Regions from separate parts of the Mus musculus genome. Here regions 1, 2 and 3 are each linked to region 4. The links are chromatin loops, found by intact Hi-C in ENCODE. Cell type or tissue: left cerebral cortex. All regions are shown on one strand. Region 1 holds the start of Dcdc2a (doublecortin domain containing 2a). Region 2 holds the start of Aldh5a1 (aldhehyde dehydrogenase family 5, subfamily A1). Region 3 has its middle 4.9 kb from the start of Mrs2. Region 4 overlaps Dcdc2a (doublecortin domain containing 2a).

Region 1 (8,000 bases), 60 kb before region 4:
GCTGGGATTTGAACTCAGGACCTTCGGAAGAGTAGTCCCACTGAGCCATCTTGCCAGCCCAGCAGCAGAATTTTAAGCTAGAAAGGGGGAAAAGAACACCTTTGTTTTGCAGCATTCTTTCAGATGGGCTGGCTGAGGAGATCGGAAAATAGATACCTTTTACACACTTAGTAGAAGCGAACTTTTCCTATGTCCTACACACAGCAGCATCCTTCCCAAGGGAGCAACTTCTAATTCTACTTTAGGGCACCTCTGATCTGTTTTGCTCACTATTGGGGTTTTGCAACACAAAAGCACTTCAGTACCAATTCAGCAAATGAAAGGAGCAGGGAGGGGGAGGGGGAGGGGGAGAGGCGGGAGAGGGGGAGGAGGAGGGAGGGGGGGAGGGAGAGGGGTTAAGATACACAGACTTTTATTTTGTGCTGCAGTTGGCTGTTTCTCTGCGGCCATTAAATGTATAAGGATGAGCAATGTTCAAGTTTCAGCTTTGAGCAAATGAGTAAAGGAGTCCACTTGTAGAGAAAGGGAAGGTCTTAGGATTTTATAGCTGTGAAGAGATACCATGACCATGGCAAGTCTTATAAAGGAAAACTTTTTTTTTTTTTTTTTTTTGGTTTCTCTGTGTAGCCCTGGCTGTCCTGGAACTCACTCTGTAGACCAGGCTGGCCTCGAATATAGAAATCCGCCTGCCTCTGCCTCCCGAGGGCTGGGATTAGAGGCATGTGCCACTATGCCCCACAGGAAAATTCTTAATTGGTGTTAGCTACCAGTTCAGAGGTTTAGTCCATTACTGTCATGGAGGGAGCATGGCAGCATGCAGGCAGACATTGCTGGAGAAGATGCTGAGAATTCTACACCCAGATCTGTAGGCAGAAGGAAGAAAATGCTGAACTTCTGAGACCTCAAAGGCCACACGCCCTACTGACACACTTTCTCCAACAAAGCCACACCTACTCAGTCAAGGCCACACCTAAAGGTGCCATTCTTTGAATGCCTATGGAAGCCCTTTTTATTCAAGCCTCCAGGGGAAACAAAGAAAAAGAGAATATTTTAAGGAAATGTGTGCTGTGTTTTCATTGCTTTGTCCCAATACCTGATAAACAACTTAACGAAGGATACGGTAAACATACGGTAGCAGGTGGACCCAAGGTGACAGGAGCAGTAGCAGCAGCTCCCGACCCTACAACTCACAAAGCAGGACATGGGAGGAAGGGAGAAGCCAGTGCTCAGTGGCTTTCTCTTGCTACCCTTTTTATTCAGCACAGGGAGGTGAAGATGGAGGTAAGCTTTTATTTAAGGCTCCATGATCAAGAGTGGACTCAGGAGATAAATCCAGCTGGTGACACCATCACAAAAGGCATGAAATACAGATGTGGGTGGCTTCACAGACTGGTGACCCACACCCAGAATGACTGTGATCTTCATTTAGTGCTCTGTTCCTTCAGTGGGAAGCTGTTTGAACAGTTTCATTTTGGGTGTGGCTGGCGTGGGCAGCAGGGGGCTTTACACTGTGGGAGGTCGGAGTGCTCAGCTGACTGTTCACAGTTCTTCTCCCCACCGACCTTCCACCTGTGTATCCCCAGAGCCAGAAGTTCCCCTCTTACTTGCTGTGTTATTCAGTGTTCTTGGACCCTTTGAATGCTACCAACGTTCAAGGCACCATTACAGTTTACAATGTTAACGAAAACATTTCTGTGGCCACTGATGCAGCTTGGTTGGTAGAGTGCTTGCCTAGTGTGCATGAAGCCCCCAAGTTTGATTTCCAGCACTCTGTGCAGTAGCAGAGCACACCTACAGTTACAGTATTCAGGAGATGGAGGCAGGAGGACCAGAGGCTCACGATGATCCTGTGCTGCAGAGCAAGTTTGAGGCTAGCCTGAGCCATATCAGATTCTCTCTCTCTCTCTCTCTCTCTCTCTCTCTCTCTCTCTCTCTCTCTCTCTCTCTCTCTCTCTGTTGATGGTGGTGGTGAACTGCAATTCTTCTGTTCCATGTTGTAATCCCCTCATGCTGGTTCATGTTTCAGATTGCTATGTCAGCATGGTTAAGGGGTGTGGGTAAGGGAGAAGATGGAGTTTGAAGCCTTGTGTGTAACTTACTCAGGTAAATTTCCTTAGTTTCTCTCATCATCCTCTTCTACATCTGAAGATCATTGTGAGCATTAATTAGATAATGTGTGTAAGTGCCTTACCTAATGCTTGGTACCTTGTTAAATGATTAATGTACAGTTTTAAAAATTTATTTTTGCTCAAATACGATGAGTTAGGAACACCTGCTGCTATTGGCTGTTGTTTGCTGTTCCTTTCCCTGTCTATGTGACCAAATAGGTAACAAGAAACAAGTGAAATAAGGAGAGGTTTATCCTGGCTCGCCGTCTGAGGGGTTGCATACAGTTCAGCATGCTTGGGAACACAGTGGCATGTGGTCACTTGGCAGCAGCAGGAGCTGATGGTGGCTGCTCCTTCACAACTATGTGAATCAGGAATCAGAGACTGGAGAGAAAGTCTGTCAACCTCAGGACCCACCTCTTAAGGGGTTCCACACTCACAGCAAATACTCCACTGGCTGGGGACTAAGTCTTCAAACACAGGAGCCTCTGGGGGGCATTTCCCGTTCAAAAGGCAATGTCTGCTTTAAAAATGGACATATTTTTAAAGACTTAATAGGAGTAAGGGGAACAGTGGTTTGGTTCATTTCAGCAGAACTATTTATATCTGTGTTTTTATAAGCACCCCAAACTGGACAGCTGGACAGGACAAAGTAGCTATATTGAGGTTGTTTATTATTATATTATTATTAAGGGTTGGCATTAAAGATTGTGTCAGCACTCCTGGCCCTTCTGAGGTTCTTGTTTGTATGCTTGAAGTTTTTCTGGGGAGCTGCGGTTGGTGGTGGGGTCGGTAGGATCATACTCTGTACCAGGCTGGCTTTGAGTTTGTGGCTAATCCTCCAGCCTTCTGCCCTCCCAGTGCTGAGATTAAAGGCATTCTCCACCACCTGCATCTTTGCCGAAGTTCTTGATTAAAATCTCCACTCTATCTGGATTTCACAGTCTAATCATTTACACAGCTAGCATGGAGGCTCTGGGCACAGCACGTCTTCTTCAGTCACTTAAGTCTTCTTTAATCCTTCGTCACATAGTAAGCACAGAAAATACTGTAGGGTCTCACCTACCTAGCTGTGTGTGGGTGTCCAAGCTCCACCCTAGCACAGCGCTGGGTATGATAACTTCATTCCCAAACCCCTCACGACTTCGATGCCAGAGGCAGCCAGAGAAGCTCAAGGGAGGCAGGCGCGCTCCAGGCCTAGTTCACAGGCTAGCTCTGGGCGCGAGGCTGCAGTTGCTATGGAAACGGCGAGAAAAAACAAACCGGGCTCCCCGCGGGCCTAGGCAGGCCCTCTGAAGACACTAACGGCGGAGGCGGGAGCACCGGTGCTAGAGACGCGCGGCCGCTTAGGGTTCACAGCGGTGCGGGGCCCAGAGTCTGCAACCCGCCCCGCCCCCACCTGAGCCCCTCCCCCAGCTCCTCCCCCACTGCCCGCGAGTGTCGGTAGGTACCACCGCGAAGGGCCCACCCGAGGCTCGCCACTGGGCGGCGCTGGCCAGAATGGAGCGCCGGGGTCAGGAGTCGTCTCTCTGCTTCTAAACTGCAGATTATTTAGTTTATTGATATTCATTTAGTTTGGCTATACTTGAGGCTAGCCTAGAACTTGCTAGGTAGTCCAGGGTGTCCTTGAACTCGAGTCAATCCTCCAATCCCAATTCTAGAATTGCCCTAATTCTAGGATGATAGACGTGCGCCACTGCGCCCGAACTTCTCAATGCATTTTAAAGTATTTCGTTTTCCTTAAATGAAAGTCCCAGCAACTTTAGTAGGGATAGAAATGGCTTTTGGAGGCGGGGGGCAGGATGGTGGTGGTGGGGGAAGCGAATGAGCAGGTGGCGTTAGTGTGCAAGAAGAGGGTAAGAAAATGAAGCCAGTTCGGAGAAACGACGCAGACGTGATGCGTGATGCTAGGCACTGAGTCTCGCCATGTTAATACTGTGCACTTGAGACCGGGTGCATGTGTGCGCGCTTGAGTGCGCGCGCGGCCGCCGCTGTCCCTCCTGTCCCGGCTCGCGCAGGGGTTTAAAGCCCGAGCGGCGTGGGTTCCCAGACTGCACACCTGGATGCTTCGGGGCGGGGGAGACAGGTGTGCGAGCCTGCGAGCGCTGATTGGCCGTCCGTGCCGCGCCTTCCTTGAATTGCTACCTGCTAGGGCTGGCCCCGCAGCCCTTCCTCACCTGCCGCTAGCTTTCCTTGTCCCTGCAGGAGGCGGTCCACGAGCTGCTGTTGCAGGCCGGTGGAGTGCTTGCGGGCTCGGCGTCCCGCGGAGAAGATGAACGGTCCCAGCTCCAGGTCCAGCCACCTGTCGCAGCCGGTGGTGAAGAGTGTGCTGGTGTACCGCAATGGGGACCCCTTTTTCGCCGGGCGGCGTGTCGTCATTCACGAGAAGAAGGTGTCCAGCTTCGATGTCTTCCTCAAAGAAGTGACTGGCGGTGTGCAGGCGCCTTTTGGGGCGGTTAGGAACATCTACACCCCGAGGACGGGCCACCGCATCCGAAAACTGGACCAGATAGAGAGCGGGGGCAACTATGTGGCTGGGGGCCCGGAAGCGTTCAAGAAACTCAAGTGAGTCTGTGTGCCCCGGCTCTGTGGGGTGTGGTTGATAGGAGGCAACCTCCGGGTGCCATCAGGGAGCTGGCAGTTGTTGGTAGAGTTGAAACTGGAGAAGGAATTTAACTTCAGTAGCAGTAGGTGCAGATTTTAAGTGAATGGTTAAACAGTGTAGAAACAGCAGGATTATTTTATTATTCTGAGACAGTGTCTGTAATGTTCCTTTGAAACTCACTAGATCAAGCTGGCCTAGAACTCTCCGCAGTCCTCCTGTCTCAGTCCCCAAAGTGTGGGATTACAGGTTTGTTTGTTTAAAGCCCTTTACCCCCCCCCCCCCAAAAAAAAGAACCAACAACGAATTAATTCGAGGGCTGGATGCGCTGTTGTGACTTCCCTCTTCATTGTTTGAATTCCTTCATTGCAAGCAGAATGCGCAGAGCCAGGCGCTGTGCCCTCTTCCTGTATCCGGGGTGCTGGTGCTGGTCAGAAAATGCTTGGAAAAGTCCACTGACTTTTGTGTCTGGCTCATGATAATCTCTAGGCTACTGTCTGGATAGGGCGCTCTCTCACAGTCATTTCCTGTGAATTAGCAAGGGAGATTCAGGGCTGTGGAGTTGACTTGTCTTTGAGGCCCTCCAACCTGCACACCAATACTTCTAATGCAAACCATAAAGGGATGGGTACAGTAAGAAAAGTACTTAAGTTTGTGTGGGAGTTGTCGGGAGTGGACAGGATAGTGAGCTACATTGCATGAGTGTTTTAAGGCTTTGCTGACATATACTTTGGTGATTTGCAGAATTGCAAACCATCACTAGAAATCCATTTTTACCACATTTCGATCACTCCCCGAAAAAAACCCCTGACACCTCCCAGTTCTCCTTCCTTCAGGCTTGAGACAACCACTAAGCTATTTCCTGTGTCTGTAGGATAGAGTAGTATGGCAAGGGACTTTGTGTCTGCTCTGTTTGCCATTGTAACATTTTCCAGGGGTCATCCCCACTGTAGCGGGTGTCCATGTCACTGTATGGTTGAGTGGTTTCCCATGACGTGGATCTAATGATTTTCCTTCACCCTATGTGGCTGATGGATATTTGGGGATGTTATGAAGGATGTTTCTGTGGACGTCCGTTTACCACTTTCTGTATCTCTCAGTTGTATCTACCAATGGAATTGTGGAATCATAGATAATTCTATATTCTATAGCTTTAAAATACAATATTTTAATTTAAATTTATCCTGGATCCCATGATAGCTAAAAGTTAAAAAGCATCTATTATAAATCTGTTTCCTGTGATTATTTTCTAACTTTATGGAAGCATTTTTACCAAAATACCACGAAAGTTCTCTATAACTGCCGTGCTCATCTGGCTTGCACAAGCTGAGCTCTAGGGATCTTGCTCACAGGGGATGGAAACTTTCTTCTTATGAAAGATAAAGGATACTTCTGGATTTATGTTTTCCTTCTCTGAAACTTCTCTTAAACATGATTTATCTAACCCTTGAGGAAAGAGCTCAATGGAACCCTATGTCTAAAAGAAACTTAGAACTGTTTTTGTGTTGTTTGTTTGAAAGCATCTCCCTTAGTCCAGGCTAGTCTTTAACCCCATATGTATCCAAGGGTGACCTTGAACTCCTGACATCTGGCCTCCATCTTCAGAAACTTGGAGCTTTAAGCAGAGGACTTAGATTTTGTTAGCTACTTATAGCTGTGCCCTTGGACAAATCTTTGAAATAAACTGGTCAATTTCTAGTATGGTGAAAGTGGGGATGTAGTTCAGCTGGGAGCGTGCTGCCTATCATGTGCAAAGTCCTTGATCTCCAGAACTGCATAAAACTAGGCAACCTGATTCCTTAAGAGGCAACGCAGGATGATCATAAATTATGGTCATTTTCTGCTACACAGGAAGTTCAAGATCAGCCTGAACCTTATCTGCCTGCCTCTATCTCTCAGTTGTCATTAAACTTGGCTTTATGTGGTACTAGGCCAACCTTGGATACACGAGACCCTATGTTTAAAATGAAAAAAAAAAAAAGTAAAAACTATGGATAGAAATGGGTTTTGTAACATAAGGCAACTCTATGGCCAGTATCTTGAATTATGTCTATATTTCAAATCAAGTTATTCCCATAGCTGGGAGTAGTAGGATCTGTAATCCTAGCACTTGGGAGATAGAAGGAGGAAGAGCAGGAGTTTAAGACCAGCCTGGGCTACAGAGGGAGTTCAAAGCCAGTCTGGGCGGTGTGAGCTCCAATCTCAAACAACAATGGCCTCAAATCCAACAAAAACAGCCACTTAGATAGAGAATAATTTATATTACTTATTATAATATATAATGGCAGCACATATTTCTTATAATACATACAATACAGTAATAATAGAGAAAGGAAATCTCATTCAGATTTGAACAGCTGGAAGCTGTAAACTTTAGTTATTTGTCTCTCTTTGTTGGTGTGGTGCTACCAACTCAGAACGATAAGCTACAGCTTCCAGCCAACCAGAGCTTGTCTTACAAACCACTTCTTATGTGTACAGAGTGGATCTGCAGGGTTAACATTTGCTTTTAGTTCACACTTAAGCACACAGAAATCGAGTTTGCTACTGAAACCCCCATGGTTAGTTTTCCATGTTGACAGACACTGGAGTAGCAAGTCAGTATTTCCCCGTGCTTGTGGTGAGAGACACTGAGAAGAGAATATGCTGAATGTGTTTGGAACTTAGTATTTTATAACATTGCACATATTGCTCGTGTAACAACCGAAGCAACTGATAGAGCAAAAGAGGCTGAAGAGCGTGAGTGTCATTCATGGGCTTCTGCTCTGAGCCCACATCATGGTGGGGAAGACAGTAAAATACTTGTCAGAAAGAGAATCAGTTTCCTGCTGGGACGTCTTTCACTAAGACATTTCTAATATTTTTGACACCACCTCCAAAGTTCAAGTAGGGTTTAAACCATTCTTTTACAGCACTTTTAGAAAGTGTTTCTCAAAACGTTTCTTGGGGCCAACAAGATGGGTGAGTGGGCTAAGGTGCTTGTGCTGTAAGCCGAGTGAGGAGAGCTGGACTTCTGGAACCCATGTGAAGATGGAGGGTGATAATCCACTCTACACAACTGTTAACCAGCCTCCACATGTGAACTGCGGCATGTGCATGACCAAGCGCATGCACACACACACACACACACACACACACACACACACACACATTCCATTAACCTGTGAGGTCTGAGACATTTAGAATATAAAACAGGAGACATTATCCTATATACAACAGAATATTTTATTTTTTGATAGACACACCTCCAGGAAATTCACAAAAGGCTCGTTTCATTGCTGAGATCCACT
Region 2 (8,000 bases), 180 kb before region 4:
TGACCAAAAGCTACTTGGGGAGGAAAAGCATCTTCTTTTATCCTACACTTCTGCATCACAGTCGGAAATTAGGACAGCAACTGGAGGCAGGAACCTGGGAGCAGGAACTGATGCAGAGGCCATGGAGGAGAGCTGCTGACTAGTTTGTTCCTCATGGCTTGCCCAGCCTCCTCTCTTACATACTCAAGGGCGCTCAGGGTGGCACCATCTACAATGGGCTGGTCCATCTCATATCAACCAAGATCATCTCCTACAGGTCTTCCTATAGGCCAGTCATTTTATTAAGATTCCCTCTTTTCAGGTGACTTACTTGTGTGAAGTTGACAAGACAATCCAGCCAGCACACACCCAGCACTGTCCAGCTCTACGACAGCGATAGAAGTGAAATTTCTACATCACGTCTAGCTTGATGCCTCTTTGTCCCATCACTCAAATATTTGGTGTCTTCAGCAATAGGTCTTACCATCATGTTCTGGGAGGTAACCCACAGCACTGGCAAGAGCTTTTAATAACACTAAAGACCTCTCTTTTTCTTTTTTAAAGTCATATGGAAACCTACTGTCTACTATAAAAGCTTCCATAGATAGAGGGATTTAAAATAAGTTACTCTCTAACAGGATAGCAACACCCTTTTAAGCACCACATGCTGACAAATAAAGAACCCAGTACCAGCAATGGATAATGTCTTTTGGAGTTGTTAGCCACTGAGGTCCCATAGACCTCCAAACAGTACAGGCTACTATTGATTGTGGATTCCTACCAGCTAAATCCATAGGGAAAACAAAATTATTTTCTTTATCAAGTTAGCATGCCTCAAGAACTTCCCTATTCCCAAAACAAAGAAACAACAATAACAAAAGCAAGCACAGGCCCGTTCATCGGCCACGGCCCTCTTACAGCCTCTTTCAGAACTCCCATTACCATTATCAAAGTCTACTGGGAAGTCCTTAGATGGTCCACAGGTCCTGAATGAAGCAGCTCCTTCCTCCCCAAGCTCTGTGACAGCTCCCTGCATCTCTTCTTAGTTCTTGGTCCACTCTAGGCCACAAGGGCCTCCTTGCTGTTCTGGAAGCCCAGTAGCCATGTTCCCGAGTTGCTCAGGATCTCCCCTTGCCTCTCTTCATCCTTATACCTAATATCCTCAGAAAGGCCAACCCTGATGTTATAGGAGAAAATGTGCCCCCTGCTAGAGGGAGGTGTTGAAGCCCCGAGTCACCTCATCAGTGCCTCAGAATGAGTCTTTAAAGAAGTGATTAAAGGCAGCTAGGCCTTCAGTCAACAACTGGCCCCAGAAGAAGGCCACGGTGATAGAACCACACAGACCAATTGGAGAAAAAGCATGATGTCTACAAGTTTGGGAGAAAGGCCTCAGATGAAACCAGGCCTGCCGCCATCTTGATCTCTGTTTTAGGGTTTCTATTGCTGCAACACAACATCATGGTCAAAAAGCAAGTTGGTGAGGAAAGGGTTTATTTGGCTTACACTTCGACAACACTGTTTATCAGGGAAGGAAGCCAGGACAGGAACTCAAACAGGGACAGAAACCTGGAGGCAGGAACCTGATGCAGAGGCCAATGAGGGGTGCTGTTTACCAATGGCTTGCTCAGACTGCTTTATTATAGAACCCAGGACCACTAGACAAGGGATGCCACCACTCACAACGGACTGGGCCCTCCTCCACTGATCACTAACTAAGAAAATGTCTTGTAGGCTTCCCTATAGTCCAGTCTTATGGAGGCTCCTTCCTCTCTGATGACCTTAGCTTATTCCAAGTTCACATAGAACTTAGCCAGCACAGCCTCTGACTTCTGGCCTCGGGAACTGCAGGAAGACACACTCCTGTCACTGTAAGCTGCCCAAATGGCCACCTTGGCCTCTCCTCTGACCTCTGGGCCTGCATGTGTCTTTTGCCCCCACATTATTCATCAGTTCCAGCACACTTCCTTGCTCTTTACAGCTTGCAGTTTGGATCTCCAAAACATCACGTAAGCTCTATAAGGGGCTGGATTTTCTTAAGATTCATTTATTTTATGCATATGAGCATTGGCTTGCATGCATGTATGTGTGCCTTCAGCAATCCCCTGGAACTGGAGTCCCAAACTGGTGAGAGTTGCCCCGGGAGCGCTGAGAACTGAACCCAGAAACTCTGCAAGAGCAGCAAGTACATCTCAAAAGGCGAACCGTTCTCCAGCCTCCCCCAACCTTTTTTCTGGACTCTGTATTCCAAGCACCTCCAGAAATACGTGGCACCCCCACGAAGGGTGGACCAATGTGAAGGCTCTAGTGCTTGTACCCTCATCAGGAGACAGCAGCAGGAAATGAAGGATAAAGAGACTATGATTTCATGGGGTTGGCTGCAGGGGTACTATCAAAAATAAAGGAGGAAGAATTTTTCTAAAATAATTTTCTGTCCTCACCATCTACCCTCCACTGTCCAGCCATCTCTGTTAGTAAGCGCATTTAGACCTAAAGTCAGAGAATGCCCCTAGACTTTTTCCCTCCTCTGAACGAAGCTCACATGTCCTTTCTCAGTGTCCTTGACACAGCTCCTACACATACAGCCCCAACATGCAACCTACATATACAGATACACATTCCCTACATACAGCTTTCACATACAGGGCTCTCTCTCATCTTCCTTCTACTCTCTCTCTCTCTCTCTCTCTCTCAGATAGGCTGGCTGACATAGCTCACTTTTATTATGCACACCTGTCGATACATGTAGGAAGGGGATCTGATAACCGTACGCATGCTCCAAACTAATTTATCTCTTTTTGTTGTTTGCTCTGGCTTTCCGTACTGTGTATCCCGAGGAACCGGTTTCACTTTGTTTCACTCTGTGGATCTCTGCTTCCTTCTAGGCCGGGATCCCGCACCTGCGGTGCTCTCACCTTGACCGAGACCCCTTTCCAGCTGTTGAAGGCATCGTAGGCGGCGCGCACAGCAGCGCGGGCCTCGGGTACCCCGCAGTCGGCCACGGTGCCCAGCTTGGCGCCGCTGGCCGGGTCGTACACCGGGAAGGTGGCGGGGGCTGGGAGCCAGCGGCCGCCCACGAAGCTGTCCCCGCGGAGTAGGTCGGCGTGGAGGCCCCCGGGGCCGCTGGCGTAGCTGCGCCGCGGGGTTCCTGCGGGCTCCGGGCGGAAGCGGCCGGGAGGCGGCAGCGCAGGACGCGCGGCCCAGAAGCTCCGCAGCAGAAAGCAGGTCGCCATGGCCCGGCAGTAGCGGCGACACCGGCAAGGGACAGGCAAGCGAGCTGCAGGATCTCAGGGGTCGCGGGAAAGCGGGAGCCCGGCGGCGGGGACGCGCGGGGTGGCGGGGACGCGCGGGGTGGCGGAGACACCGAGAGCGCCCTCTCTCTGAGCTGTTGAGATTGGAGCTGCGAGGAGACAGAGCTTGAACTGTGTTCCCCGCACGTTCTTCTCCAGGGCCTGCGAATGGAAAGACTCCCAGCAAGATGAATTCGTGCACATAACTCACCGTTCTCAATGTCGGATGCTCACCTGTCATTTCTTTAGGCCTTAATTGTGACGGGAGCACTTTCTGTTCCCCAGTTCCCCAGCCCCGGCAATATGCACTCCGTCTAAAGAAGGCACCAAAGGCCAAACTCGCGGTTTCATATGCTCGGGCTACTGAGCATTGGAACTGGGGATCACTGTTCAGTGAGGGGTGAAGTGTGGCTCAGTGATCGGTTCCTTGCATGCTTTTCTACATATCCCCTTCATGAATTCGGAGCACAGCGCTCCTGAGTACTGAGATTTGGGGCAACCGTTCAATTAGGGTCGAAGTGAGGCTTCCTCTTGCATGCTTTCTGTGTGTGTCCTCTGTTGGTCCTGAGCAGTGGTGCTCCCAAGCCACTGCCCTTTGCTTCGTGACGTAGCTGCTGTACATCAAGCAACTAACAGAGCTGAAGTTTAGTAACTGGAAACAATCATCCTAGAAGTAATAATAAGCCCGGTGTTGTGGCCAGCACTTGGGAGGCTCTCGGTAAGTTCAAGGCTGAGACCCTATTTTAAAAAAGAAATCAACAGGGGTGTGAGGATTGAACATAGCACTATCACCTTAAACAAAATCTTCATCCTCCTGCTGCATCTGGGCCCCAAACTCTGCAGAAGAAAGAAACCCTAAGTTTTAATTTGAATAAAAGAAACAGCAGGTTTGTGTTCAGAATACGTGGAGTCAAATGTTGTTGTTATTATTGAGAAAACATGTTATTATGTAGCCTAGGATGACCTACATCTCGCAGTCTTCCTTCCTAGAGTTCTGGAATTACAGGCGAGCACTACATGCCCCAGTTAGAATATTGTATTTGCAAAATGCCTTGGATGTTCTTTTAATTGTTGGCTTTGTCTTCTGCTGAGTCAGAGCCTCCCAGTCATGTGCCAGATACATCTGGCAGAAGTCTCAATAGCAGGATTTAATTGTGTGTACAGGTAGGTGTGCACACATATGTGCTGTGTGTGTTCACTACTTTGTCCTGTATTTTATTAAGGGAACTGGAGCGAGAAGCGGTCAAGATAAGGAGGGCCTCCGGTGGCTTTCTCAGCTATCGCAAGCTGGCCGGCCTGTATTCCTGCTGCCTGTAGGGGGCGCTCTACTCATAGACCATTCTATCTTCTCTGGACATTCCTTCAGATCTTGTCTTAATCACTGTAGACCCCAAACTTGAAATCGGCTTTGTGTCTCGGGATCCAATATAGAATTCACTGTCTCTCGTTATCTCTCTCTCTCTCTTCCTCCCCTTTTTTCTTTTATTTCTGTAAAGATTCATCTTGAAAAAAAAAAAAAACAGAAATAAAAGAAAAACATCTTGTTTGGTAACCAAAGCCAACGTCAAATTCACTATGCAGCCCAGGCTGGTCTTGAACTCAGGGAATCCACGGTATCAATCTGAGAGTATTCAAGCAAGTCACCGCTCCTGGCTTGAGAAACTTTGTAAAAGCTCTGCCTACTCTCCTTTTCAGCTGAGTTGCCCGCCTTGCATTTGCGCTCTAGGAGTAACACCGAAGTCTCGTAGCACTTTCACTGTTTGTTTCTTAGAAAGTGAGAAAAAAAAAACCCACAAAAATTCCCAAAAGCCTAAGCACACAATATTTAGGTTTAGTCTTACTGTTAATCTTCACAGCAACGCGGTAGTAAAATGCTTTTACTTACTTGTTGAAGGAAGGAGCTCACCAAGGCAATTGTCCCTATGGTCTGAGAAGTCCATTAAGTGGCACCCGAAACTTCCTACACTGATGCTTCTCCCCAGCAAGCCCCCGTTTGGAGTGGAAACAATTCCCTCCAGCCTCTTCCCCGTGACTCCCGGATCTTGGATGGGTGCTCACTAGGACCCACAGGAGAAACGCAGTCACGGGGGGCGGAGCCTCTTCTCCCCTTGGGTTCCTGGGTACCATGAGCTTCCAGTTCCTAGATTTTAAACTTACCTATTTATGTGAAGAACTGGAGGGTTGCCAGGATTGATTTTTTTTTCCCCCTTCTACCATGTGGGTCCCTGGGATTGGCCTTAGGTCATCAGGCTTGGCTGCAAGCACCTGATGAGCTATTATTATTCCTAACAGTGACATAGAAAGCTATGCTTTATTTTGAACGCTAAAATTGTATCTAAAGCTGGTCTTGGGGGCTCAGGCCTGCATTTCCAGCACAGAGATGTAGAGACAAAGAGATGGAGAATTCAAGGTAAGGGCTGGGGAGATGGCCCAGTGGGTAAAAGTGCTTGCCTTACACGCCTAATCACCGGAGTTCAATCTGCAGAACCCATGTAAAAAGGTGGATGCAGTGGGTATAGCTGCAGTTCCACCACTCCTATGGCAAGGTGGGAGCTGAAGGCAGACGGATCTCCCAGATGCACCAGTTAGCCTGGAGTACTCTGAGAAGCAGAAAGATGAAGAGAGACCTTGCCTCAAGCAGGTGTGTGTCTGTGTGTGTGTGTGTGTGTGTGTGTGTACTGAAACTTGTCCTCTCATCTCCACAGGCGTGCATGTGCGCGCACACACATGCACACACACACACACTTAAATAAATCAAGGCATAACTCAGCTACATAGATGGTTTGAGGAGAGCCTAAATTACATGCAGCTTTATAAAAAAATATTGTGTTTCATCATTTATCTGCATATGGAGACTAGTTTTCATTTCAATTGAAATTGACTTCATCCAACTTTGTTTTATACCCATATCTAAATTTTTAGAAATAATCTTATACTGACTAAACTGAATGCAAAGTTGGTTTATTGATAGGAACGAAATCAATAAATGGGTAGGGGATATAGCTCAGTGTTAGAACACTTGTCTAAAATGAAGGAAGCCCTGGATTTGATCCCCCATGCCACAAAACCCAAATTAAACAAAAATCAACAGGGAAAATAATAGAAGTCCCTGGTGAGTCTTTTGGGTGGGGGAGTTTTCTTCTGAATGATAGTTGTGAAGGAATATTGCACTTATAGTATACTGATCTCCACTTAAAATGCATTGTGCATTGGCTCATCTGATAAACACAATGACCCATAAGGTGGAAACTATTATTACCTCTGAGTCACAGAGAAGCAGAAGCATATTTTAATAACTTGCACAAGGTCCCTCAGCCTGAAGCTAGCAGGATTGGTATGCAAATGAGGCACACATTCTCACAGGCTCCTAGGATACCTGCACCCTTGCTTTTCAACTTGTATTTGCATTTCAGAGAAGCTCCGGGTGATGGAATCACACTGTCTCTTTATAAAAAAGGCCTGCGTTAGCAAGGTGGATAGCAGTAGGGGGGAAAATATTTTCATAAACATGTGGGCATGTACGATATAGGGGTCAGAGGTCAACATCAGGTATCTTTCTCAATAGCTTTCCTCCTCTTTATTTCTGAGATGGTCTTTCTCCAAACCTGGAGTGCATTGATTTGATTAGGATGGCTGGCCAATGCACTCCGGGAATCTGCTTGCCTGTGCCTCCCCTGCCCTGGAGTTACAGGAGCACAGTACTGTGCCTGGCTTTTAAATGCTGGTAAGGGTGGGAATGCGGTCCTCATGCTTGTGATGTCATGAGTAAAAGGCATCTCCCCAGCGTTTCTCAAAAAAAAAAAAAAAAAAAAAAAAAAAGCAACATTATTGCATAGCCATCACATGGCACTAAGTGAGGGATTCCTCCAGTTTTTGTTGCATTAACAAATATGGTCATTCTAAGCTTCGAATGTATAAAATATATAAGGAATCCGGGGTTAGTATTGGTTAGTAATGGAACCCATTACCTTCTCTGGTGTTTTATGTGGCTTGGTTTTCGTATATCTGCCTAAATAGCTCTTTTAGTCAGGGTTTTCACCTGGTGATTCTTGCCAGTCCTCTATCTGCTATCTTCTCGTCGTTGTTTTAAGCTTTTTACTGCATTTATTTACTTGTGTATGCGGGTGGAGACTCAGTCCTCTCCTTCCACCGTGTGGGTCCTGGGGACTAAACTCAGGTCATCAGTCAGGCTTGTTGGCAAGTATCTTTATCCACCGAGCCATCTTGCCAGCCCTGTTGTTGTTCTCAAGAAAAGGTCCCAGTGTGGTCCAGGCCAGCCTCAAACTTCCATCAACCATCCGTTTTCAGCCTCTAGAGTTCTGGGACAACAGTAAACGCCATCACCCCCAATTTTCTGTTATTGGCTGACTGACTATTCTTGGGTGCTCTTAGGTCCTAATTTAGCATCACTATCATCTTACCTGCAGACTTTAGGAGGCTCAGAGGGACAGGCAGGCCAACTGAGACTTCAGCACGCATAGTAATACTGGGGGATCCGCCACTGACTGTGGGTGGCTAGGACAAGAGGACACAGAGGAGAGCTTACTCATCCTAGGGACACTGGTTCCCCACTCCAGTTGGGTGTCATGTCACAGAGGGATGTAGGGCCAGAAGTCAGTTCTTTGGGGTTTTTATTTGGTTCTGTATAGAGAGCTAAAATTCTAGATTTATACGTCAATTTTCTCACTTAACAAAAAGTTAGTCTGATATGCTGAGCTCACACCTACTGTCCCA
Region 3 (8,000 bases), 90 kb before region 4:
GACCTTTGAAAAACATTGGGCAAGTGCTGGCAGCTGTTCAGACACATGGTCTTGTTAATAGTCCAATTTATGTTTATTGGTTTTTTGTTTTATTTTGTTTTGTTTTTCGAGACACGGTTTCTCTGTGTAGCCCTGGCTGTCCTGGAACTCACTCTGTAGACCAGGCTGGCCTTGAACTCAGAAATCCGCCTGCCCCTGCCTCTCGAGTGCTGGGATTAAAGGCGTGCGCCAACCATGCCCGGCTTTATTTAGGTTTTTAAAAGCAGGGTTAGGACATTGAACAGAACACCTTGGACATGTCAGGCCAATGTGGCACGTTGTTACTCAGGACTCAAAACTGTCTGAGCAGTAAAGCACATATTAGGTCATTGTATCCAGCCCTAGAATTAGCACCAAATCTAGGACTTTTCTCCACCATGAAGTTGTTAAAAGAAAAGGTAAAGCCACTGCAAATTAAGGGAGAAAATGGACAAACAGCACATCAGGTTAACTGCAACAAGACAAAACGAAAAACCAACCAAACCAACCAACCAACAAACAAACCAACAAACAAACAAACAAAAACAAAAACAAAAAAACCCACCCATGACTATAGTATTCTATCTGAAAAAAAAAATCAAACCAACGTCAAGCTGGGTGTAGTGGTATGTGCTATAACCTAAGCCCATGGGAAATGGAAGCTGAGCAACTAGAGTCAAGGCTAGCCTCGGCTACATAGTAAGGTCCAGGCTAGCCTTATCCGAAAAACAAAATCAATCGGTCTCCTGCAGAGGGGATCCATCTTGCCTTGTATCCTAACTAGTCCCCTCTACACCTCAAGGTGGGATTGAACTTTACGCTGCTTAAGCCTCAAGGTGGGGTTGACCGGTAGGATCCGCTTCCAGGGTTAGGGCCTCACATCCTATCCTGCACCTCCTCTAAGCTGCGAAGCTCGGAGATCCCTCTCCTTCTAAGTTCTTTGGGTTGCCTGGCAAAAGCTTATTAAAGATGTAAGAGATCTTTTGGTTTGGGACATTTGGAGTCAACACCAGTGTTCTGGACAATTTTATTTAGAAAGGAGTCATGAGCTACTGACTATGGCAGAGGGCAAAGCTTCCAGACCAAATAAAGTTAACATTTTCTATGCCACATTGAGGCTTTCCTAGGGCAACCCTTTGTGGGGGCTCAGATCTGCTGCTTCTCCTCTTGGTTTGTTCCCAATCCCAGCTCCCAGCCCTAATGATCAGCGTCCTGATAACCCTGACATGTGAGCCATGCATTGCAGGAAGCGGGTGCCTGGTGGCTATGGGCCAGGGCTTGGGGACAGCCACACTTTCTGCAACACTATGCAATTCCTGGAGCACCTGCCAGGATCAAAGCCATGATGGAGCCTGCAGGCCAAGAGCCAGGCCCAACCCTGCTGGCTGGAGAAGCGTTTTGCCCTTAACTTCCCTGGCCACAGTCAGCCCTGTCCCATGGCCTCAGTCTGTCCAGTAGCTCCCATGCCCACTGTCCCTGCCTCCATGGGGCTTGCTAGGGTTTTTATACCTAGAGAAACGTTCCCCTCCCCTCTGGGCCTCCTTTTACTCTGACCTGTGAATATTTTTAACTCTGTAAATAAGACCAGCTCTTGGAAAACAGAGACTATTTTATCAGCTGTCAGTCCTTTTCTTGTTCGATGATGCACCCCACAGGACATTTCTACTCAGGCTCTAAGGAACAAATAAAAGTGTTTTGAAGGTCTTCCACCAGGAAGCCCTCTCAGCTTTCATCATTCAGGGCAGCCGTCATTGGAACTGAAGGCTCCTCTGAGAGGGTTGGCCTTTCTCCCATCTGGTGCTTCCCTCTTTTCAGAGGTGGACAACACCTGGCTTCTTGGGACCTGTTGGGGCAGCTGTTTCCCTTTCGTTGGTTTCTGCAGTAGTAGGAGCTATTGGCTCTTTCAGCTTGCTTATCTCTGGGGTTCCACCACCCTAAGAACTTTATGTATTAAAAAAAGGTTTATTAAGCCCCAAACTTTTGAGGCTGGAAGTCCAAGGCAAGGTGGTTCTGTCAGTTTGGTTTCTGGTGAGGGCTGCCTTGTTCTTGTCACAGCATGGAGGAGGAGGAAGTGGGAGGGGCAGGAGAGATAACTATAACCAGGATGTATGATATGAGAAAAGAATCCATGGTCAATAAAACGAAAAAAGCCCTAAGTGGGGGGGGGGAATCAAAATTTCAAAACTCACATTGCATGCACGTGTAGAAATATTGCAGTGGATCATATTCGTTTGTTAAGTTCTGTGTTTTTCATTTTAAAAATTAACATTTTAGGCTAAGCATCAATGCTCTTCATTACTGTGTGTCTCTATACTCTCCTCTGCTCCTTTCCCTCCCGCCGTTTTGGCTCCTCCCCCAAGCTGACTTTGTCTACACTCAGTCCACCCCTCTTTTGCTTCCCTGTCACACCTACTCCACTGCCCCATTTCCCATCTCCCTTGATATATCCCTCTCCTCTCGTGAGTCCCTTTATCACTTCATGAACTAATACGAACATAAATGTGTAATTTATAGTACACAAACACACATACACTTTTAAATCTAGGTTCCATGTATGAGAGAAGACATGTGAGTATTTGTTGTTTTAAGTTTGGCTTATTTCACTTAGCACAGTGGTCTCCAGTTTCTGGTTTCTGTTCTGCTGTAGAGGTCACAGTTTTACTTTTTCCCCCTGCAGTATAAAATTCCACTGTGTATCTTCACCACATCTTCTTTATCTACTCATCCATTGATAGGCATCAAGCCTGGCTCATTTTTCTGGCTATTGCGAATAATGTATCTATAAACATGGGCATGCAATTAATATGTTTAACAATATAAATAAATGAATAAATAAAGTTTGCAAAACTAATAGTGCTAGACCCTACCACTATTAAAATTTACCCTTTTAAATGTAGAAATGCATTTTTGTATTTACTTATATTTATAATATGTAATATGTATATATAACTATATAAATACAATAATATCAGAAAAGGGCATTGAATCTCCTTGATCCAGAGTTATTGATGGTAGTGAGCCACTAACATAGATCTGTAAATGCTCTTAACCACTGAGCCATCATCTCTCTAGGCCCCTGAAAATCATTTTGACTTGTATATATTATTTGTCTGTTTTTAAAGATATATTTATTTATGTATATGAGTACACTGTAGCTGTATAGATGGTTGTGAGCCTTTATGTGGTTGTTGGGAATTGAATTTAGGACTCTGTTCTCTCCAGTCGGCCCCGCTCAGCCCCACTTGCTCCGATCAACTCTTCTCGCTCAGTCCCTGCTTGCTCCTGCCCAAAGATTTATTGATTATAATAAATAGGTACACTGTAGCTGACTTCAGACACACCAGAAGAGGGCATCAGATCTCATTATGGATGGCTGTGACCCACCACGTGGTTGCTGAAATTTGAACTCAGGACCTTCAGAAGAGCAGTCAGTGTTCTTACCCGCTGAGCCATCTTACCAGCCCTGTTTGTGTCTATTTTCTGAAACGTGAAGGTCCAGCCTTTTGAGTCTTTTTTCTTTTTAAATTCAAGTTTTACAGCAACCTGGTTCTTTAGGGCTCTGAAGTTTCAAGATCAGGCCCCCATGTTTGAAGAGTTTGGCCACAAGGGGGTGCACTGTTCCTTGTGTTCAACTTGTTTTTTTTTTTTTTTAATAATTTTTATTGTTGTCTTATTTGTGTGCTTTGTGCATGTGTGCAGGTGGAGGTAAGAAGACAACTTTGGGGAGTTGGTTTTCTCTCTGCCCTGTTCTGGCAGGCTCTTCCTTGTTTGTCTCTGCCTTGTTGCATACCCTAGTGTAGCTGGCTTTGGCTTTGGCTTTGAAACAACTCTCCTGCCTCACCTCTCATCTTACTGTAGGAGTGCTTCGATTACACATGTGCATGGTCACTTTTTTTTTTTTTAAAGCTGGGTTCCAGGGATCAAATTCAGGTCGTGAGGCTTGTGTGTCAAGTGTCTTTACCTTGTAGGCTTTCGTGAGCAATCTTTAAAAATCAGGTTTTGATTTTGATTTTTTTTTGTTTTGTTTTTACCTTAAAAAAACAGAAAGAAGGAAAGATGGGGTCTCATGCAGCTCAAACTCGTCTAAAAATGTCTGTGTAGCCAAAGATAACCTTGAACTTCTGATGGTTCTGTCTCCAGTTCTGAAGGCTGGGGTTATTTATAGGCGTGTGGTGTCACACCCGGTTTATTCAGAGCTGCAGATGGAGGAAACTCGGAGCTTGATGCATACTCCATAAGCGTTCTACCAACTGAGGGGCATCCTTCAAGAATTCACCTTAAAGTTAAATTCATCCATGAGTACCAGAGCGCATTTCATTTGGAGGGACAATTCTAACAACGTTGAACGCCTCAGGCAAACTATGATTGGCTGCAACTGTTTATTTCAAAAGCAAACTGGGGTTTCAGTCCCATATGAAGACATGGTCGGTGTTGAGACAATGCATATGCCGATTACTCGGATCTGATGGACTTTGCATCTCTCGTAAACAAACTGAATATACCACTGTATCCCATAGATGTGTACACTTGTTAAGTGCCAGCTAATGGCGTCTTAAGTCACTTAGAGCTTGTATATGTGGTAGCAGGGCTGTGGCTGCAGCTTAGTGGTAAAGAGCCTACCTAGCCTGCATAAGGTCCTGGTTCAATTCCCAGCATCACACACACTCACACATAGGAAAATCCCATATGCCTTACTGAGCATGCTCATATCTGGATGATGTGGTGAGAGTTTGGACAAGGGACCAAACTCTAGTTTGCATATGTAATATAACCACATCATAACCATTGCTTTGCCAAGGCAGTTAACAAGTTACAGTTGACAAGTTAATGGGTAAGGCTTCCGGTACATGCCACACCCTAAGTTTGGTTGTGCTAAAAATGTGTGTGATTTGTTTCTTCCTCCTCCTCTTTCTGCCTTGAGTCCATTCCTGACATTAACTTAACTTGTCCTTTTTCTCTTTCAAAATCAACTCAAACCTTCTTAAAAATCTTTACGTTTACTAACAGAGACACTGTATGCCATGATTTTTTTTCTTTCTGTGGCAGTGAGGAATAAACCAATGGTTTTGTGCAAGAGCACCCTCAGGAAGTATCCCAGATTGAACATGTGACCTCCAAAGCTAGTCCAATGGGCGCTACTGTTTCCTTTGAAAAGTCAGTGAAGTATCTAGTGGGGTTTAAAGCTGATGGGTTGAACAGCGCCATATTTTATAATCATAGATCTGCTGTAGTTTACCATTAAGTTAGGGATTGACACATGCAAGTAGATACCTGGTCTTTGTAATACCTCTGTGTGCTGGTCTGCTGACTGAGAATCCCCAGGCTCTGAATGGTACAGGACAACATAGCTTATTAAGGCCATCCTTCCCATTAATGCTAGAAGCTGGGCTCAGTTAACCAGTAACTTCTGTATCAGTGGTATCACTTGCTGCAGAATTGTTATCTTGTAATGGTTAACTTCTCTCCCTACTGTTCCCGGCAAGAGGTAGGTTTTAGAATCAGCCTTCTCTTTATTAAAATTCACCATGACCTAAGTCATTTGACCCTAAAGCAAACAAAACAGAATATCTTCTATGTGCAGTGACAGTACCATTTTACAAGCGTTACTGAACTGGGAAAAGTCTTCGAAAGCCATGAATGAAACACTAACAGATATCTAAAAAAGGAAATAAGACCCCATGGTTTTGGTTTAGTTATTGAGAAGAATGTCTGCAGTCCTGGTTAGCCTTAAACCCATGGTCTTCCGCTATTGCCTGTTGAGTGCAGAGATTGCAGGCCTGAGCCTCCGTACCCACAGCCTTCTGACAATGGAGTCAGACATAATCATCTAACTGTACTTGATGTTGGTTGTTTATTTAAAAAATTATTTTTATGTGTGTGTTTTGCTGCTTTGTATGTTTGTCATATATATGTTGTGTCTGCAGAGGCCAGAAGAGGGCATTAGATCCTCCTGGGACTGGAATTACAGATAGCGTTGATCTGTCACATGGGTGCTGGAAACTGTTCGCTATAGAGAGCAGCAAGTGTTTTCATCCACTGAGCCATCTCTCCAGACTCTGATGCTTCTTCTTTGGCTTTGTTTGTTTGTTTGTTTGTTTGTTTTGAGGCAGGGTCTCACATAGTTCAGGTTAGCCTTGAATTTGCTATGTAGAAGAAGATGGCTGTGAACTCCCGATTCTCCTGCCTCTACCCCTTTCGTACTGAGATCGCAGGTGTGTTGCCACCGCATCCAGTTTTGGCTGGCACTCAACAGTAGTGACGATCTCAAAGTTAAAAAGACACGCCCTCCCACCCACAGCCTGGTTTGCTTTCTATTGGTGCAATAAACATCGCAATCAAAAGCTGCTTGGGCTGGAAAGAGTTTATTTCCCCTGAGAGCTTGTTGTCCATCACCCAGGGAAGCCAGGGTAGGAACTGATGTAGGAGTCACAAAGACGAGATGCTTACTGGCTTGTTTTACAGGCTAACATACTGCTACCTTCCTTCCTTCCTTCCTTCCTTCCTTCCTTCCTTCCTTCCTTCCTTCCTTCCATTCCTCCCTCCCTCCCTCCCTCCCTCTCTCTCTCTCTCTCTCTCTCTCTCTCTCTCTTTCTTTCTTTCTTTCTTTCTTCCTTTCTTTCTTCTTTTGATTTAAGTTTTATTGCATTATGATGAGAAAAGATACACAATTTCAATTTATCTGAATTTGTTAACATTTAAAAACATATTTTGAGTAAATAGACGTACACCACATACTTCTTTCCCTTTTGTACCCCAACTCTTCCCGGAGAGCCCCCACCCCTAAAAAAAAACCCTACAATACCTTTTGTTTTTTTAATCATATTCTTTAAAATTCATAAAATATTGTAACAATAAAAATAAGTATTATAAAAATTGTTTGATATAAAACAACAGTCAATTGAACAGTAGATGTTTGTCTACAGCAATACTGAAGATACATGTTTTTCTCAATATAAATTTTAAATAACTCTATATTAGCTGTATGTTATTTTAAAATAATATATCACTATTAGATTTTTAATGAACAAATAGAGGAAGTCTTTTTGTTTGTTTGTTTTGTTTTTAGTAGAGCTTAAAATCTTGGCTTTTACTGTGGTACAAACCTGCTACCTTTCTTACACTTTTCAGAATGAGTTGCTCAGTGACGGCACTGCCCACAGTGGGCGGGCCCTCCCACATCAGTCACTAATCAAGAAAATGTCTCACGAACTTGCCTACAGGCCAATCTGATGGAGGCATTTTCTCACTTGAGGTTGTTGTTCCCAGATAACTCAAGGTGTTAAGCTGACAAAGAATGAACCGGTAGACACAGACTCCCCACCCCACCCAAGGTTGTGTAACATTGTAGTCACTCTGAGAATAGAAAAGATACCTTGGAATGGTGGAAATGAAAGGATTTGCACAATGTATCAACAATAGCAACAAATCGTGAATCTCCGCCTGCACTATTTTTTCCTTTGGTGAAACCCGGTGGGTGACAGGCAGCAAGCCTGTCTCAGCCTACCGTGAGTCCTTGAGCAGGCAGAAGCACGACTGCTTAATGGGCTTCTGCTTTGTATATTTTTAGACACTGTTTATGACATCTGTACCTGCGGAATTGCAGGCTGGTCTCCAGTCGAGCTGAGGTCTGAACCCCGATGGACATAATTCACCTTCATGACACTGTAGGCGTTCCCTCATGCTCCTGGAACTCCGGCCCCTGCCTAAGGTACCACCTCCCACAGCCCCCACAAGAAAAGCATGGTCAGTAGTCATGTAAGCAATGGCCCAAGCTTCTGACCTTCAGTATAAACTCCTCCCCAGTTACCTAGCAACAGTGAAGACCATAAAAAGGGGTGCTCAGCCCGCACCTCGCTCTCTTATTCCTTTGCCCTCTCACCTCTCTTTTCTCTCTCCTCTTCCCTTTCTCTTTTTCTTCTTTCCTCTTCTCTCTCTCTCTCTCCCTCCCTCCCTCCCTCCCTCTCTCTCTCTCTCTCTCTCTC
Region 4 (8,000 bases):
GGGTGGCGTTGGGATAGAGAAATGGGTACAGAGAGATGCCATGAACATGGTAGCCAGTGTTCAGTGTCCACCCAAGACCCCACTGTGCCAAGTTCTCTCCAGGACCTAAATAGTGACAAGCAAGACAAAAGCCATGAATTTAGGTTCAGAAATAATATTTTCTCTTTTTCCTTCTCCTTCCTCCTTCCTTCTTTTTCCTTCTCTTAAATTTGATCCTGAAGACATAATGCAGGTGCCCCTGGCTTCTGTACTTAAAATTGAAAAAACAAAACAAATACAAATACAAAACCAAACCAAACCAAACCAAACAGTACAAACCAGGAAAGATGCAGTGTAGAAGTAACAAAGGTTTCCTTCCACCGAGCAAATGGCAGAGAGGGTCACCATGCACCTGCTTGCTCTGCAGTATGGATTTTGACCCTCGCACCTTGTGGTCAGTGAATCTCTAAACAAACTTCAACAGAGACCCTCAGCATGTGTAGGGTGATGTGCCTGAGAAGTCAATTTCTTTATGACCCTGAACTCCAGCATGAAAGTCCATCTTTCTCCTTGAGTAGAGGAGGCCTGAGAGGCCCTGGGAGATTAAAGAAAGACGCTCTCTGAGTTAGTTGAGGAACCTCAGATCTTTTATGCAGAGAGAGCCTTATTTGGTGTGATTCCTTAGGTAAGCCTGGGCGTATAACAATCCGAGTCTAGACTTGGTAAGGCAGACAGCAAGGGAAGCTGGAAGAGGTTATTATTCCTGAAGACACAGAGCTTGCTTGCTGATTGGGTAGATAGGGTGATGGAGAAGATAGAAGCAGGGAGAACCACAGGGCTTTGAGCTCAGATGCCAGAGAAAATGGTAGTTCAGTGACTAGAAAGAGGCTAGGCAGAAGAAATAGTTAGTAATGGCTTCCTTTCAGAGATGCTGAGTTGGTTTGTCTAGCCACATAATGACCTGATTTGAGGCACTGTGTGGTTGTGCTAGCACACAGGACAGCCTAGCATAGCCCAGACAGGCATCAGTAGTAATGTAGCCTGAGGGAATGGGTGAGTAGTAACCTGGAGGGGACACTTTAGTGACAACCTCAGGCGACATAAGCCTAGAAAATCCAACCTCTCAGGGTGGAGGAGGAGAAGGGGAGAATTTATATCAGTAGCTAAAAAAAACAAAACAAAAACTTCACCATTAAAATGATAAATGAAACCCATACGTTTAAGGTTTTGGGAAATAATTTATTAAGGTTTATTTTATGTTTAAGTATGTGTATATGCCTTTGAGGGGGTGCACGCATATCAATGCAGATACCTGCCAAGGCTAGATAAGGGTGTCAGAGGCCCTGAGGCTGGTATTGCAGGCAACCGTGAGCTGCCTGAGGTGGGTGTTAGGAGCTGAATTTGTGTGTGCTGCAAGAACAGTATGCACCCTTAGCCTCTGAGCTATCCCTCCAGCCCTAAGAATTGTACTTTGTTCTCATATTTTCCTTTGGGCCTTGTGGCAGAATTCTGTCTGTGTACATGCCATGTCAGTCTTAGCTCTCCACTCTCATAGTTCTATAGACAAGCAGCACAGTATAACTACAGAGACCCAGTGTAACTGGATAACCGACCCAGGGTCACAGGGTCCCAACTCAGCCCTTCACGTTCCCTGCTATTGTGCTTTGCAAGTTTGTATTTGCTAGTACGAAGTCTGAAAAGCTAAAATTTCCACTAAAGATGTAAGGTAGTTGCTGCTCGGCAGCACATGTCTCAGACACATGTTTCATTCATTTGGGATTCTTCCTTAGGAAGGCTTTCTGCAACCATGTGAATATCCAGAACGATGCCTGACTGTCCAGGTGTCTGTCTGTCCGGGGGGGGGGGGGTGGTGGTGGTGGTAGAGATGAGTAAAAAGACAGGCATCTCTTTGATGCTTGTAGTCTATTACAGGAGATAGCTGTTGACCTAACAATTCTGTAAGTCAGCAGAGATAACTACAGAGTATGATAAAAATGAAATAAAAAAAAAGCCTTCAGAACAATATGAGAGTCTAAAAAGAGAAAACCTATTTAGATAGCTATGCAGAGGCCTCACTGAAGAAGTGACTCTAAGGTATAAGGCATATTTCCATCCTGTAGAAAAGAGGCTCATAAGGTTAAACCTGCCCTCATATGTTAAAATATAAAAATTAAAATGACAGTTTGTCTCTCTTCTCACAGTGCTCCCAGAGTGCTGTGAATATCCATCTATTCATTATTCATGCTGTCACGGACTCTATCAGCTACCCACCCATTCACCTCATCAGTGATCCATCCTTCAACTATCAGCCACACATCCACCCACACAGCCAACCACCCCTCAGTAAACTCTATGAGCCATCCATTCACCCATTCCAAGAGCCATCCACCTACCCACTCCACCAAACACCCAGCCTTCCTCCTTGTCAGCCTTCTATCCTTCACTCTGTCATTCAGCTGTAAGCTTCGTCTGCTCGACATCTTTCCTCTCTCAGCCATGCATCCTTCTACTCCATTAAGAACTACGACCCATTTTATCAGACATTCAGCTATCCACTCTGCCTACCATCTACTCATCCACTCCAACAGCCATTTACCCACCCACTTGTCCACCCTGACACCTATCTGCATCTATGTATCAGCCATGCACTTACCCACTCTGTCATCCACCCACCCACCTACCCACCCATCATCCATCTGTCCATCCATCCATCCATCCATCCATCCATCCATCCATCTTCTCTGTTAGCCATCCATCTCTCCACACTACAAGCTACCCACTCACCTATACTATCACCTGTCAACCCATTCGCTCTATCAACCTATTATATCAGTCCATTCATCCAGTCAGGTGTTCACTCAACACATTATTTGTTGATGATTTATTTACTAAGTGCCAAGAATGACTATACACATTTAATGTTATAAAGAAACTGACCATGATCTTCCCGGATCTTTCAAGTCCTTGTGTGTGTGTCAGGAGGATGGAGATGTCTTGGAGCCAATCATGCAGGAAGGAGATGGCAGGGAAGAAGCTGAGGTAGAAGAGCCAAAGTTATCCAAATTGTTGATAAAGAATGTAATAGGAGAAGGGGAGGGAGAAGACCAGGGCAGTTGGTGCTGAACAAGGAGGGGCTGGTAGCCCAGTCATACAGACCCAAGCAAGGCTTGCACCCAGGCCTCCACGGGAAGCCACTGAGGGGCTTAAAGGAAGACTGCTAGCATTTGATTTATACTTTTAAAAAAAGATTTATTTATTATGCATACAGCATTCTGCCTGCATATATAACTGTGGGCCAGAAGAGGGCACCAGATCTCATTACAAATGGTTATCAACCACCATGTGGTTGCTGGGAGTTGAACTCAGGACATCTTGGAAGAGCATCAGTGCTCATAACCTCTGAGCCATCTCTTCAGCCCTTGACTTATACTTTTAAAGAAAAAAAAAAAAGAAAGAAAGAAATTGTGTGTGTGTGTGTGTGTGTGTGTGTGTGTTTGTATACGCGAATATAGTAGGTACCCATGGAGGCTAGAAGAGTGTCGGATCCCCTGGAACTGGAGTTAGAGGTGTTTGTGAGCTGTCTGACATGGGTCCTGAGAACCCATCTTGGGTCTCCTGCAAGAGCAGCAAGTGCTCTTGACCACTGAGCCCCATCTCCATCCCTTGGTTTGTAATGTTTAAAGTCATTATGGCAAACACATGTCAGAGAAAGAATAGAAGAGGCAGAGGGTGGTTGGAGTCTAAGTACGGGATGCAGGTACCTGGGCTCTGTGGCTGCAGGGCTGACGGGAGGGCTCTCTGTCAAAACCTCTTTGAGTGTGTTATTGCTGGTCAGTTTACTTGCCCATCAGCTATTGGTGCAGTTCCTTCCGGGGCTCAGTTGCAGTTCTTGGACCTCTAGAGGTTTCAAAACCCTGACTGCGTATAGGTTCCCTCTCTAGTGTTCTCTAGAAGTCTATGCCTGGTGCCTTTGATGTCAAGTAGGGAATAACTTGGAGGAACTTGGTCAGGACAAGGGAAGAGAAAATAAGTGAAGGTTTGTTGCTGCATGGTTGGTATTCATCTGAGGAGAGAGCAATCTAGAGCATGGTGCCTGGCGCACACCAAGTTCTCATTCAACCCACACAGGGTGTGTGCGGATGCCTGGCAGTGAGCCGCCACCGCGTCCTATGCCAGTAAACTCAGTCACAAGCTTGGTTTTTAACAGAACTAATTTACACCTTTTCTATAATTAATAGGTTCTCTGGAGAACGCTGGGCTTGATAGATCATTAACTGTCTAGCCCCACGGGAGGGGGATGAGTGAGAGGCCTGTGTAGGAGGGTGGAGCTTCCTACTTCAGGCGCTTCTGTCGACCTCCCTCAGCACTGACCTTAAAGGGGACGCAGAACCAGATTGTGAGGCATGTGTGTCTCGCACACAGCTTCCTATTGATTGTGTTATTGCATGAAGAAGAACGGCTATGGGAGAAGGAGGTGTGGGGAGTGGGGACGGGAAAAGTGGGTGGGAGAGTGGGGAGGGGAAGGAATAGGGCTTTGGGATATAGGTAGACTGAAAACAACTAGTAGAATTCATCGTATAAAACGCTCTAGCGACTGATAAGTGGGAGAAATGCAGAAGTTGATAAGTTGAGAATAATTTTAGGTTATTATTCTAGTCTCAAAATAAAAAAGAAAAGTGACTTATTTTCATAAAGAAAGCTCCACACATGCAGATCCTTCGCCTCCGTTGTTCCACCGCACGGGATCAGGGAGCCCTCTAGTGGCAAAAAGGTGAAAATGACAGAAACGCTGAAAAGCGAACTGGTCTGTTTTTGTTAATGTCCGGTCAAATGCATTTTATGGTCAGTAGTTTGGGGTTAAATATTAGGATTTCCATGGTCTTGACTCAAGACTCAGTTGCTTCCACGAATCAATCAGTTATCATGAAGTCACTGTGAGGCAAATCATAAATACATTAAAAAGAAATTTTCCTATCCCCCCAAATTGCATTCTGTAGTGTAGGTTTGAAATTGCTGTCAGGATAGGCAGCTCAAACCTGCCATCGGTAGGTGCATGTGAGAGAGATGTCAACGGAGTCATAGCGCGCTGTAGGAGCTCTTCAGCAAGGCCAACTCACAAAAGGCCCTATGGGAAGGAGATGGAGACAGGAGATCCTCAGGGGGTTTCTGGCTAGCTTGTGTAGGCAATCGGTGAACTCTCAGACTCATGAGAGACCCTGCTTAAACAAGGCACACACACACACACACACACACACACACACACACGTGCTCACACGCACGTACACACATGCACACACAGAGGGGGAAAGAGAGAGAGGAGAGACTAGCCAACTAGGACTCATGAGAGACCCCGCCTAAACAACACACACACACACACACACACACATACACACACACACACAGAGAGAGAGAAACAGACAGACAGAGACACACAGAGAGAGACAGAGAGAAATAGAGAGAGAGGGAGAGAGGGAGAGAGAGAGAGAGAGAGAGAGAAGGTGCCAGATGTGAAGCCTCTATCTGCATCCAGGGGTGCACACCTCTCCCACACACATACACAAACAGAGAGGGAGAGGGAGACAGGATGTGGAGCAGGGGAGAAAGCAGGGTCGGAGAAACACCGTGCCTGGAGAAAGTGAGTTCTTTTCAGTAGACAATGCTAAATACATGGCTTTAACCTTAAACTATGTGCTGCTAGTCCATGCCCCTGACCATCAGGAATAGTGCACGTGTGCGTGCGTGTGTGCGTGCATGTGTGCATGTGTGTGTGTGTGTGTTGTGTTGCTTATCATTTGCTAAAAGAAGTCAACAGATTGGAAGCAACAAAACAAATATTCCCCAAAATGTTGAAAACACATGTGGATATAGGTTGATAATCTCTGTTTGCAGTTCCGAGTGTTACTCTGGGCCAGTAAAGTAACTTCTCTGTAAACCCTGCTAAAGATTTCTGCAGCCGGGCAGTGGTGGAGCACGCCTTTCATCCCAGCACTTGGGAGGCAGAGGCAGGCAGATTTCTGAGTTCAAGGCCAGCCTGGTCTACAGAGTGAGTTCCAGGACAGCCATGACTGCACAGAAAAACCTTGTCTCAGAAAAAAAAAATTTTTTTCTGCAAAAAAGAGAATTCACCATTCCTTTCCCATGCCACATTTTCTATGCTGTTCAATAAATATAGAACAAAGGTTTTAGTTGGGACAGGCAACAGGGACAGACACACACAACAGACAGACAACAGATATGCTACAGATCACAAACCACAGAAGTGGAAGACACAGGGAGAGGGGTGTAGAATTCCTGCTTGGCTTGCTTCTGGTCTAACTATCCCAAGAGGAAGTTAAGGTGACATTAACACATGTACCCATTGAGACACCTCCCAGCCCTCAGACCATCCTACTTAGTGTTCCCTAAACCATTTCTCTGAGTGGTTTACCCTTTGAAAATGAGGTAATATTATTAACCCCCTAGGTGGTCGACAACAAGGTCTCCATTCTTTCTGTCACACAGTCCTGCCCTTGCTGGAGTCCCACTCCCTTACCCATGGGTTTCCATAGAGTCCTTCCAAGCTTAACAGCATCTCCAAACCTTCTAATAAGGCACTGACCGTCTGTGAAGGGTTGCTGTTGTCACGAATTTTACAGTGTTCAAGTCACAGGATGTACTGACGTCACTAAATACAGACCAGTCTGGGTTTTGCTAGCGACTGCAGAAGCTCCACTCCTGTCCTGCTGTCTGTCTGTCTTCTCCAGACAGTGACTGTACTGAAAAATAGAAAAGAAAAAAAAAACTCTGCTTGTAGATCATACAATAATTAAATGGAAACTAGATGTCTAAATTGCAGTTGGAATGGGAAATTAAATTATGCAAAAATGTTATAGATTTGGACAAGTTTTCATACTGTTAATAAATCTATGCATAATTCATTTTCTTGTAGGCTGTGACAAAATTGCATAAATAACTTCATTTGTAAGATGGGGATTTTTTTTTTCTGTTCTTAATTGGGTGATGGCTAAAACAATTTAAATGCTTTTGGGTGACTGAATATATAAATGTTTAAAATGAGCAGTTATAATAGGCTTCCAGGCATATTTGTTTATTTAATATTACTACATTATTTTCAGACAGTAGCACAGTACAGATGTTGCATAAAGATTGTACCAGTATGGTTGAGTTGTTTATGTATGTATGTATGTATGTATGTATGTATGTATGTATGTATGTATTTATTTATCTATTTATTTACTTACTGCATTCTTGCAGCACTGGAGATTGAGTGCTGGGTCTCATACACGCTCGGCAAGTGCTTGTTCTATCAGAGTCACAGCCCTGTCCCTGATTTGACTTTATATCTTTACATACATCCATATCTATATCCTCTGATTTTAGAGATAACACAAGACCCTTCCCATCAGGCAATATGATGGATAGGGTGCTAGATAGCCACATAGTTCTAGGGATCCCCCTCCGCCCATGTTGGGATTGCAAGTACAACCTCTATGCTGGGCTTTTCCTGCATGTGAATGAGCCATCTATCTCCCCAGCCCAGGAATGGCTTCATTTTCTGTTTGTCTCTGTGTGCCATGGGATGGAATCCTGGCCTCAACATGTGCTAGGTAAGCACTGGGCCTCTGAGCTCCATCCCCAGCCCTAGGGGAAGGAGTGTTGTGCTACACCTGCCTCTAGGAAGGTGTGTTTGCGGTTACTGAGATACTAAGACCAACAGTTGGAAACTAATTCAGGGCCCTGTCTGTCCCTGGGCTCACTAGTTAGCCACATGAATGTACTGGGAACAGTTCACGAGCCAGTTGTGACGGTCTAATGTTTTGTCATTTAGGGAAATTATCGGCAATCCAAGTCAACCATCGGGTCTAGTGATAACTCATCTCCTCAGCCTCTGAAAAGGAAAGGGAAGAAAGACTCAAACTCAGAAAAACCCACGAAAGTGAAACAGAGTGTGAAGTCGAAGACTTCCCACCAAGCAATCCCAGACAATGGTGAGTTGCGGTCAACGGTCTAACGGTCATTTC

The links. Hi-C counts contacts between places; a loop is a spot of excess contacts. Peaks named below come from ENCODE experiments on the same cell type or tissue, not always from the same donor. Only the 100,000 strongest peaks of a DNase experiment are listed, where the experiment ranks them.
Region 1: it touches region 4 in a loop (6-fold over the local background); 8 of 42 quality-filtered maps call a loop at or near these places.
Region 2: it touches region 4 in a loop (4-fold over the local background); 7 of 42 quality-filtered maps call a loop at or near these places.
Region 3: a loop joins it to region 4, with 13 times the contacts of the local background. A loop is called at or near these places in 32 of 42 quality-filtered maps.

Annotation. Positions count from the first base shown.
Region 1 is chr13:25,051,891-25,059,890 of GRCm38, forward strand. Dcdc2a (doublecortin domain containing 2a) reads left to right here and starts at 4,114. Exons shown (of 10, transcript NM_177577.3): 1 at 4,114-4,673. The coding sequence starts at 4,381. In left cerebral cortex, a CTCF peak has its summit at 3,591; DNase peaks (open chromatin) are centred at 3,336, 4,201 and 4,480; H3K4me3 peaks cover 1,698 bases; H3K27ac peaks cover 1,120 bases.
Region 2 is chr13:24,934,360-24,942,359 of GRCm38, forward strand. Aldh5a1 (aldhehyde dehydrogenase family 5, subfamily A1) reads right to left here and starts at 3,302. Exons shown (of 10, transcript NM_172532.3): 1 at 2,892-3,302. The coding sequence starts at 3,209. 9330162012Rik (cDNA RIKEN 9330162012 gene) reads left to right here and starts at 3,042. Exons shown (of 2, transcript NR_102323.1): 1 at 3,042-3,244; 2 at 3,426-4,690. It also overlaps a transcript of Gpld1 not described here. In left cerebral cortex, CTCF peaks have their summits at 3,354 and 4,576 (motif pointing right); DNase peaks (open chromatin) are centred at 2,150, 2,893, 3,352 and 4,557; H3K4me3 peaks cover 2,420 bases; H3K27ac peaks cover 2,041 bases.
Region 3 is chr13:25,021,230-25,029,229 of GRCm38, forward strand. No RefSeq gene overlaps it. Among named protein-coding and RNA genes, the nearest start is that of Mrs2, 4.9 kb to the left of the region's middle. In left cerebral cortex, a CTCF peak has its summit at 3,626 (motif pointing right); DNase peaks (open chromatin) are centred at 3,620 and 4,263.
Region 4 is chr13:25,111,440-25,119,439 of GRCm38, forward strand. It overlaps Dcdc2a (doublecortin domain containing 2a), which reads left to right. Exons shown (of 10, transcript NM_177577.3): 7 at 7,808-7,967. Among named protein-coding and RNA genes, the nearest start is that of Dcdc2a, 59 kb to the left of the region's middle. In left cerebral cortex, CTCF peaks have their summits at 3,299 (motif pointing right) and 4,740 (motif pointing left); DNase peaks (open chromatin) are centred at 4,163 and 4,724; H3K4me3 peaks cover 811 bases; H3K27ac peaks cover 785 bases.